Regions from separate parts of the Homo sapiens genome. Here regions 2 and 3 are each linked to region 1. The links are chromatin contacts, found by Hi-C in ENCODE. All regions are on one chromosome and are shown on one strand. The core of a region is the stretch at or near the end of the contact, and the rest is flanking DNA. Distances in the headings are between cores, read along the strand shown. Region 1 holds the start of RAN (RAN, member RAS oncogene family). Region 2 holds the start of ZNF26 (zinc finger protein 26). Region 3 overlaps SLC15A4 (solute carrier family 15 member 4).

What was found. A loop is a pair of places that touch in the nucleus more often than their neighbours do. Pooled maps may share reads with other maps.
Region 2: a map of B cell shows a loop between it and region 1 (14-fold over the local background). The contact joins the promoter of ZNF26 here to the promoter of RAN in region 1. A Hi-C loop is called at or near these places in 1 of 168 maps with a recorded cell type or tissue (B cell) and 9 of 50 pooled maps.
Region 3: a pooled map shows a loop between it and region 1 (5-fold over the local background). The contact joins the enhancer-like site here to the promoter of RAN in region 1. A Hi-C loop is called at or near these places in 2 of 37 single-sample maps with no recorded cell type and 3 of 50 pooled maps.

Annotation. Positions count from the first base shown.
Region 1 is chr12:130,870,463-130,873,720 of GRCh38, forward strand. RAN (RAN, member RAS oncogene family) reads left to right here and starts at 1,604. Exons shown (of 7, transcript NM_006325.5): 1 at 1,604-1,664; 2 at 2,122-2,167; 3 at 2,374-2,458; 4 at 2,541-2,666. The coding sequence starts at 2,132. RefSeq lists enhancers at 644-1,405, 829-908, 1,406-2,167 and silencers at 1,189-1,648, 1,719-1,858, 1,909-2,118.
Region 2 is chr12:132,984,556-132,987,813 of GRCh38, forward strand. It overlaps ZNF26 (zinc finger protein 26), which reads left to right and starts at 1,812. Exons shown (of 4, transcript NM_019591.4): 1 at 1,812-2,318. The coding sequence starts at 2,286. RefSeq lists enhancers at 1,433-1,902, 2,158-2,657, 2,383-2,432.
Region 3 is chr12:128,795,848-128,799,105 of GRCh38, forward strand. The region is part of intron 7 of SLC15A4 (solute carrier family 15 member 4); the gene reads right to left. Among named protein-coding and RNA genes, the nearest start is that of SLC15A4, 26 kb to the right of the region's middle. RefSeq lists enhancers at 1,317-2,516, 1,434-1,663, 1,657-1,951. Within about 2 kb of position 1,729, at least 13 of the 41 ENCODE cell types and tissues checked have a DNase peak (open chromatin) inside an H3K27ac peak, as active enhancers do.

The DNA.
Region 1 (3,258 bases), core at 354-2,853:
TGGGATTACAGGTGGCCTAGACTTTATAAAGCTGTTATCACCTCTTTCTTCTTTTCTCAACACTATCCTTTTGACATCTATCTAACCCTGTTGAAACAGATGACCGTCATTCCTTTTAAATGTTATACAGTATTAAATGTTGTGCACATGCGTGAGGCATGAGTTTAACTCTGGGGCCTCTCCCTAGAAATGGAAATCCGGGGTCACAAGCAATGGGCATTCCCGTTTTACTGTTAGATTCTGCTCTCCCGCCAGCAGCGTCTGAGAGGTGCTTGGGGTTCCCCTGAGGGTTCTGGGGGAGCTCGGACTTGCGTTCCCAGCAGGCCGGTTGTCGCCTGCTTTGTGCCTAATTTGCGTCACTGGGGTTCCTAGCGGACTCGCCTGCAAGTGTGCTCAGGACTGCAGGGAGGACTCTTCGGTCACTGCGGCTCTCTCCCCATGGTGGACTCTTCTGAGGCGCTTGACTGCGCTGATTTGGGCCTTTATCTGTCTGCATGTCGGCAGGGGCGCCCAGGAAGTCGGGTCCCTCTAGCTCAAGCTTGTTTGGGCTCTTACAGCTTCAGGCCAACAGGGGGCTGGGAAGCTGAGCACTTACTCATTCCGTCCCCGTTGGTAACTAGGGCTGGTAGACGCGTCCAGACTGCAAACAGTATTTCATCATTTTGTCTGTAGCATGCAGCGGCCAAAGCTGCCAACCTATGAAACGCTTTGAGAAGCCGGACGCTTTGGGAGGCCGAGGCGGGTGGATCCCCTGAGGCCAGCCTGGGAGACATAGTTAGATTCTGTCTCTCAAAAAAATTTTTAAAAAATTACCCCTGATGTGGTGCGCGCCTGTAGTCCCAGCTACTCGGGAGGCTGAGGCGGGAGGATCGCCCGAGCCTGAGAGTTCGAGACCAGCCTGGGCAACGTAGCGAGACTCCGTCTCTTAAAAAAAATAAGTAGCCGTTTTTCTGGGTGGGTGCATCCCTCTCTGGTTCCTCGCTCTCCAACTGGCCCTGGTCCTGGGGGCGTGAAGGCTACGATCTGGAGAGACAGAACAGCGGGCTGCCTCTGGAGGACGGGCCTAGACCCCATTCATTCATTCATTCGTTCTGTCACCCACCCGTCCTGCGCGCACGCGAGCCACCCTAAGCCCCAGGACCTCAAGAACCCCCACCCCACGGGGCACAGACAAGGACAGGCTGGCCAGCGCCTGGAAGCCGCGTGCCTGACCACGTCTGCCCGAGCGAGTACCGCCTCCCACCCGGGAGGCAGGAGAGCCGCGACCGTCGGGCCGCGCCCAACGTCTCCCGCTCAGGGGCGCGCCGCCTCGCTTTCAGCGCATGCGCGCCCGGGAGCCCGCCCGGGGCGTCGGCGCACGCGGTCCCCACCGGCCGGCTTGCGTACGCGCTCCCGGCTCGCCCTCCCACGCGGTCCACCGCGCCTCCCGCCCCACCCTAAGCGCAGCGACCGCCCGAGCGGCCGACCGAACCGCGTTGCGTGCGTGCGCGCACGCGCGGGCCACGTGGGCGGGCGCCGCGCCGTTGCCCCGCCCCTTGCAACCCCGCCCCGCGCCGGCCCCGCCCCTGCTCTCGCGCCGGCGTCGGCTGCGTCTCCGGCGTTTGAATTGCGCTTCCGCCATCTTTCCAGCCTCAGTCGGACGGGCGCGGAGACGCTTCTGGAAGGTATCGCGACCCGGCGGGCCCGGCACGGCCGGGCGGGGACAGGGGTGGCGGCGGCGGGATAGGGGTCGGAGCCGGGGCCAGGGCCGGGGCGGGTGGCGGACCCAGGGGCAGCGGGCGGCTGAGTAGGTGGGTGGTGCGGGCCCGGCCGGGCCGGGGCAGGAGACGGGCGTGGGGTCGGCGCTAGCCCCCGCGAACCCCCGTTTCATCCTCCGCTCTCATCCCCGTCCCGGTCCCAGTCCCGTTCCCATCCCTACACCTCCGGCCGCCGTTCCCCGGGCCCCGCCGCCCCGGATGCCGGCCCCGCCCGCCGCCTTCCCGCTCCCAGGCCTGGCCGCCATGGCGCCGCGGGCGGGAGGCCTTTGTGGGGCGGGCACGTGGGGCGCTGGGGGCGCGGGAGCGGGGCCGCCATGGGCTGCGGGGCCGCGCGAGCGCTCGCCTCCGTCCTCTGCCTCCGCAGGAACGCCGCGATGGCTGCGCAGGGAGAGCCCCAGGTCCAGTTCAAAGTAGGTAACCCTGCGGGGCGGGAGGCGGCCGAGCCCGACCGCGTGCGACTCGCGGGTCCCTCCTCCTGGGGCCACGATGGCTGTAATGGGGCCCCGCATCCACATTCTTTGTTTTAAGTGAGCCTGTGGTGGTTAAAGTTCCGTGACTCTGGGATCTTGAGAGGTGAAGTGTTTAGGGTTTACTTCCAAAATGTGTTTTTCAACAGCTTGTATTGGTTGGTGATGGTGGTACTGGAAAAACGACCTTCGTGAAACGTCATTTGACTGGTGAATTTGAGAAGAAGTATGTAGGTATGTGCTGGAAAACCTTGCTTGTGGAAATATGTGAGAAATGGGTAAGTTCATCCACTCAATCGCATCGTTTCCGTTTCAGCCACCTTGGGTGTTGAGGTTCATCCCCTAGTGTTCCACACCAACAGAGGACCTATTAAGTTCAATGTATGGGACACAGCCGGCCAGGAGAAATTCGGTGGACTGAGAGATGGCTATTATATCCAAGGTAGGCATTTGTAACTTGCTGAACGGTTTTTGAGAGGTTTTGTGTACTTCAGTCTTCAAGGTTATAGAAAATCAGGTCTGTTCCAACAAATAGTGTCATTTTTGGGTTAAAAAAAGACAAGTGGACTTCGGGGAGTTGACCACCATTTTGGTGGCAGAGAAAATTTTATTAAAGTTGTGTCATTTGCATGCTGTGTCATGCTAGGCATGCTTTAGAAAAAACTATGACTTACACTGGGACTTATAAGTCATATTTAAAACAATAATAGGCTGTTAACAGCAGTTTCAGTATTTGGAAACTTAGGTTCATGTATGTATTTTGGTGTGGTGATCAATGAATGTTTTTACTGTATTAGAAAACAATAAACACCAGATACTAGACCAGAGGAGATAGGAGATCTTAACAAGTGTTATACAAGACTAGCTGATTTCTTGTTAAATTGTTTGTACTAAGTTGTGCAGAGTATTTTTCTCAAATAGTTTGATTTAAAAATTGCAAGGAAAATGTTCATTGTACCAAAAAGAGGAATCAAGAAAATACTCATCTCTCTTGGAACCTCACGTTGCCGATAACACATTATCTGGAATCATTC
Region 2 (3,258 bases), core at 562-3,061, 2.1 Mb after region 1:
CTCTCTATCACCATGAGTTCAATTGTTTTAATTTTTGGCTCTCACAAATAAGTGAGAATATGTGAAGTTTGTCTTCTCTGCCTCGCTTATTTCACTTAATATAATGATCTCCAGTTCCATCCATGTTGTTGCAAATGACAGGATCTCATTCTTTTTTATGGCTTCCTAGTACTCCATTGTGTATATGTACCACATTTTCTTTATTCATTAACCTGTTGATTGACACTTCGGTTACTTCCAAATCTTGGCTATTGTGAATAGTGCTGCAGTCAACAAGGGAGTGCAGACAGCTCTTGGATATACTGATTTTCTTTCTTTCGGGTATATACCTAGGAGTGGGATAGCTGCATTGTATGGTAGCTCTATTTTTATTTTTTTGAGGAACCTCCAAACTGTTCTCCATAGTGGTTGTACTAATTTACATTCCCACCAAGAATGTACCAGGGTTCCCTTTTCCCCATATCCTCACCAGCATTTATTATTGCTTGTCTTTTGGATAAAAGCCATTTTAACTGGGGTGAGATAATATCTCGTTGTAGTTTTGATTTGCATTTCTCTGATGATCAATTATATTGTGTACCTTTTCATATACCTGTTTGCCATTTGTATGTCTTCTTTTGAGAAATGTCTATTCAGATGTTTGGCACTTTTTTTTTTTTTTTTTTTTTGAGACAGGGTTTCACTCCTGTCATCGAGGCTGGAGTGCAATGGTGCAATCTCGGCTCACTGCAACCTCCACCTCACGGGCTCAAGCAATTCTGCTGCCTTAGCCCCCCAAGTAGCTGAGACTACAGATGCATGCCACCACATCCGGCTTACTTTTGATATGTTTTGTAGAGACGAGGTTTCACCATGTTGCCCAGGCTAGTCTCCAACTCCTGGGCTCATGCGATCCACCCACCTCAGCCCTCCAAAATGCTGGGATTACAGACGTGAGCCATCGTGCCTGGCCATTTTGCACATTTTTAAATCTCAAAAGGCCAATCTACAATAGTGGTGTTATCTGTAGGAGTAACTGGGGAAGTTGCGTGTCTTGTGACCAATCCACATCTTAGCAGAATTCAGGCTCCTCTCCTCCCGCTAGCTTGGTGGTCTCTCATAGGTTTTACAAAGGCAGTTGGGTTTTGGAAAAGGGCTATCATTTGAACTATAACCTAAATGTCTTCCAAAGTTAGCTTGGCCTAAGCCCAGGAATAATGAAGGCATCTTGACAGCCAAAGGCGCGCAGAGTTGGGGGTTTGGTTAGATTAGACCTCCCCCACTGCTATAATTTTCTCACTGATATAATTTTTGCAAAGGCAGTTTCATTACTGGTGTGGTTCTATTTATTTGTTTTTCACATCTACTATAGTTTCTCCTTTATGAAGTTGGTTACTGTATTATTTGGTGCACTGATATTCAAAACTGTTATTTAACCCTATGAACTGCAGCTTTTAGCTTTACAAAGCGTCCTTTTTTGCTGTGCCTTCTGGTCTGAACCCTATCTTGTTTGATATCAAAACCTCAGCACGCCTGCGTCTCTGCTGGGGTCGGACTCTGAGTCAGTTCTACAGGCCCTGGGAAACTGGGCGTCCAGGCTCCGAGGATGGTACTGAACCTGGCGCAGCCGTGGGAGGGTGAACCAGGTGCCGCTGGCGGAGCCCCCTCCCAGCCTTCCTTTCCCGTCAGGCTGTGCCCCTCTCTAGATCCGCGGCAGCTGGAAGCCAGGCCTGTAACGAGGGAGCCTTCTCCGAGGATTGTGGGAGATGTAGTTTTTCCGGCGCCTTCGCGTCCTGGCGCATCGACGCAGGACGCACTTCCGCATGCGCCGCACTCCCGGCCTTAGTCGGGTGCGCGCGTGCAGGGCTGTTTCCGGCTTAGACTCAGTGGACCGGAATCTGGCCAGCGGGTGTACCTGGCTGAGTCTCTGTGGCCGCGGAGGCGCGGAGCTAAGCGGCTCGGATTATCCTGGGCAGACCAGAGACTTGACCAGCTAAACACTTCCGTCGGTCCGGGGCGTGGACGGGGCCAGATCAGCCTCCTGCTCTCCCGAGTCAGGGCCACGGAAAGGCACAAATCCATCCGTGCGACTCCTGGTACCCAGACCGGGAGGTTGTCTAGTCACGCGCGGTCTGTGTTGGGCGAGAGCTGAGGAGCCGGCGTCCCTGCCAACGACTCGGCCCCGGGACGGTCAGGAGCCTGGGGCCCTGGTCCCGCACCTGTCTTCGGGCGGACGCATCCCTCACGGTCTCTCCGCAGCCCGCGGGTCCTGCCCCCGCAGGCAGCGCGCGAACGTGGGCGTGGGGATGGCCACCAGTTTCCGGACAGCTTCGTGCTGGGTAAGTAGAGACTTTCCGTGTTTAAAATTCGACTGGATACTGAGGGTGGCCACGTTAATCTCTTCAGGGTTACTCCGGGAACTGAACTCACATTCAGCTGTAATTGTGTGCGTAGTTTACTAGACTACCCTCCCCACCAAACCAAAGCGCCTCTGAAGCTCGCCCAAGCTCTGGCCCTGCAGAAACGTGCCTGTGGTATTCTGTGACGGGCAGTTATACTGCACTTCATGGCCAGCTGCGGGCCCTGAAGTCTGAGGATCCTCCATCATTTCATGTTTTCTACACAAAGTTGTCTTATGGAGACCCTTAGAACTTAGCTGGAGAAATGATCAGTTCCTCCTTTTTCGTTTGGCCAAATGCTTGTTTATGGAGTGTCCTTTTGTCTGCTGGACTCTAAGGCTGGTGCTGGCAATGCAGAGATAAATTATGTATGTTCCTAATTTTAGAGGAGCTTTGGTTTGGTGGAGAGGGTAGTCTAGTGAACTATGGACGCAATTACAGGTGAATGAATAGGGAGAAAAGGCTAGGAGCGGAGCTCGAGAGTCCGAAAGGTAAGGGGCGGGCCAGTGGATCATCGGGACTTTATGAATTATTGATGGAGTGAACCAGAGGGGAGTCTTTACAAGTGATTTGATTGCCAAATCCTTTGCCCTCGGTGAGTGGTGTTGACGACGTTGCCGGATGTGGTGCTCTACCATTGAGCTATACAGCCGGAGACTAGGAATGCTATTGGAAGAGGGACCCTGGGAATGACTTTCGCAGGTGTTGAATATCCAATGCCTGTATTTCAGCCTGTAACTCACATGGGAGGTCTAAACTGGAAATACATAAAGACACCTTATTGTATTCGTGGAAGCTCAGAGTGTGACCAACTGGAACCCTCAAGAGGACCGAGGTGAGGACTCAGGTTAATGAAAGGAAAGGACACACGGTGGAGAAA
Region 3 (3,258 bases), core at 479-2,978, 2.1 Mb before region 1:
CATGTACATCACCTGCCACCAGCTGGAAAGCACTGCTGCACGTTTCTGCACGAGGTCGCAGGTGCGTGTGGCCGGCAACATCACGAGGGGAGCGAGTGCTCTGGAATCAAGTTGCTCCATTTTCTGCTCCTCTTCAAAAACACTTTCTCATTTGTTTATTTTAAAAAGTGAGACTTCCTTTCTTCTGAAGACCTTTTTAAAGCTGGGTTATTCTGGCACTTCCTTTTTCTATCTGAACATATACTGCATGTTCAACAGTGCATTTATCAAATAAACACAATATAATACACGTCTGGGCCAGGCGCAGTGGCTTATGACTGTAATCCCAGCACTTTGGGAGGCCAAGGTGGGTGATCAACTGAGGTCAGGAATTCAGAATCAGCCTGGCCAACACGATGAAACCCCGTCTCTACTAAAAATACAAATAATTAGCCAGGCGTGGTGGCTGGCGCCTGTAATCTCAGCTGCTTGGGAGGCTGAGGCCAGAGAATTGTCACTTGAACCCGGGAGGTGAAAGGCTGCAGTGAGCCAAGATGGTACCACTGCACTCCAGCCCGGGCAACAAACGTGAAACTCCATCTCAAAAAAAAAAAAAAAAAAAAAAAAAAAAACCCACACATCTGTATGGTGAGATCTCACACATTTTTAAAGAGTGCTCATTCACACCAATTAAAGAAGATCATTTCCTGTGTCTACTGATTTAGAAAGACAGCTGCTAATACCCTGAATTCTACCAGACTAAAGCTTTATTTTTTCAACAGATGTTTTACACTATTCGTTCAACCCTTACGACCTACCAGGCTCTGTCCTGGGCACTCAGTGGAAATGCAAACCCCAGCTTCCTGGAGCCTGGCACTAGCTGTCACTGCTGTCCCAACACTGGCATTTGACGCTACTGAGACGAGGTTGTCATCAAAATATAAACGACATCATTTTATGTGCCTATTTTGAAATACGAGTCTCCCCAAATGTACCAGTCACTGAAAACTTCCCGAGCTAAAGCTGGCAGGCCACGTGAACTGAAGGCTGAGGCCACATGAACTGAAGGCTGCGCGGCCCTGCGGGAGTGGAGGTGCGGTCCAAGCCCGCAGGCAGACACACCACGCCTCGTCAGGGTCTGTCTCAGGGTGGCATTACACAGGGTATTCGGAAACGCCTAAGTCGCCTGGGAGAAAACCTGCCGTGCATTCCTGGGCCTCTTCACAGACAGAAGGATAATTACACAGGAAGATGGCAAACACTAGGGTTTTGACATTTGACAAGACAGACTCTTGGGTCCCCAAGGAATGAGCGCACCCGCCCCCCAGGCTCACAGGCAGGGCAGGTATTCACAACAGCCCCACACTGCCAACATCTGGGCACCCACCGACAACAGCATGGATAAATGCCTCGTGACGGCTCGTACGAAGGAGCAGTACTCAGAAGTACAGGGGAGATGCTCACAGACAGAAGTGCTAAGTGAAAGGAGACAGCCACAGCCCAGCACAGGACAGGCGAGGGTAACCTGTGGGGACCAACGCTGGAATAGAACAGGTTTACCTTCTGAGGGGGGCAGTAAACTAAGGAGAGAGGCAAGGAGGGCTTCCAAAAGTTCCTCCACTGAGATCCAGACTGCAAACACAGCAAGCTGTGCTTAAGATTAGAGACCTTTACTATGGTATGCACGTTCTCCCCAGCTTAAATAACACTAATAAAAGGAGCCTGCTGGGAGGTCGGTAAGAAAAACACAATGTAACAAAACTCTGGGGACTCTCCCTTCACAGTGCTGTGACTTTACAGAAAGCTATTTCCTGTGTCGGTCACGAGATGGTGAGGTAGGGCCAGGGATAAGGGTGGCACAGACACCCCCGGAACCTGGCCTGAGAGCTGCTGCTCCTTCCAAGGCCACACAAATTCAGGGAGAACTCTCTCTGAGGAGCGGGCTTCCTGTGGATTTCCCATGTCACAGCCTTTATTTCTCTACCCAGGACGCCAAGGGCTGCTCGACAGATGAGCTCCAACTCTCCTTACTGGTGTGAACCAAGGAGGCTGCCATGCAGCCAGGGGGCACAGCCTGGGGGCTGCTGGCAAACACGCCTCCTTCATGAAACATTTCCCATTCTTGAAAACAACAGACAGATCCTGGCCCATCCCCAGCACACACGCCCTGAGAGCACCAATGCAGGGGAAGTCCACAAACAACCTGTCAGACAGAAATGATGAATGAAAGGTCAACTCTGAGATGTGAAATTAAATTAAGAATGAGGATTAAATGACTAGAAAGCAACGAGAATGACCAGCCAATCCTTTATGACACATTTAAAGATAAAACAAAAACCAAGAACCAGAATCTTCGTCTTCAGAACTATGGACTTTGGTCTTTCTTTGAAGGAAGTCTGTCCCATGTACCACAAGAGGATCTTATTCCTCGGGCTGTTCATCTTCAGGAGAAGGTGGGAATGAAACACCAGCCCCAAATCCACATGTCCTCCTCAGAGCAAGCAGCCCTGAGCTGGCCATGGAGGTGGCACCCACAGCCAGAAAACATCAGTGACAAGTGTCCATGGGACATTGGTGGCTTGGAGTTCTGGGCTTTACATTAGGACTCCACAGGCCTATACTCATGGAAGGGCTCTGGGAATTCTGCAATTTCTGCAGAAAAGTCCCTAAACGTTCACCAGATTCTCAAGGGGATTTGTAACCTAAAAGTGGCTAAGTACTACCGGACCAGAGCAAATGCCACATGATTATACAAGAAAAAGTAACAAGGTTGTTTCTGTAGATAAAATATTTTTACAAAGGAAAAGAAAGAAGAAACCTTCGCTTGCTGGGTCCATTTAAAGGCATCGTAAACCTGGAGAAAGCAAAACTCAGCTTTTATGAGTGGTTCTGTTCAACACTCAAGATGCCACCTACTGGTATTAATTGTAAAAACCCATTATGATTGATCACAAGTAATATGTTTATTTTTAAAAGTAACTTACTATCTATCTTGTCTTTTTCGTATCAGAAAAGGTGCTGTTAGGAAAAGAAAACGAAAGTACACCACCAAGTTAAAGAAAGGGAAGCTTGGGGTACAGATTCAGCTGCCTCACGAAGACTGAGCTGGACGGGCGTGGAGAAGGTGCTTGTCTGTCAAGGACGTCCCCGTAAGGAGCGGTGGCTGCAGCAGCTGCTCGCTGGGCTGTGGCCAGGGCAGGCTTGGCCCCTGGGATGAGAAGAGAGGCCTGCTTGTCTCCTGAAAACCGTTCATGATGTAAGGAAACACAGTGATGCAAG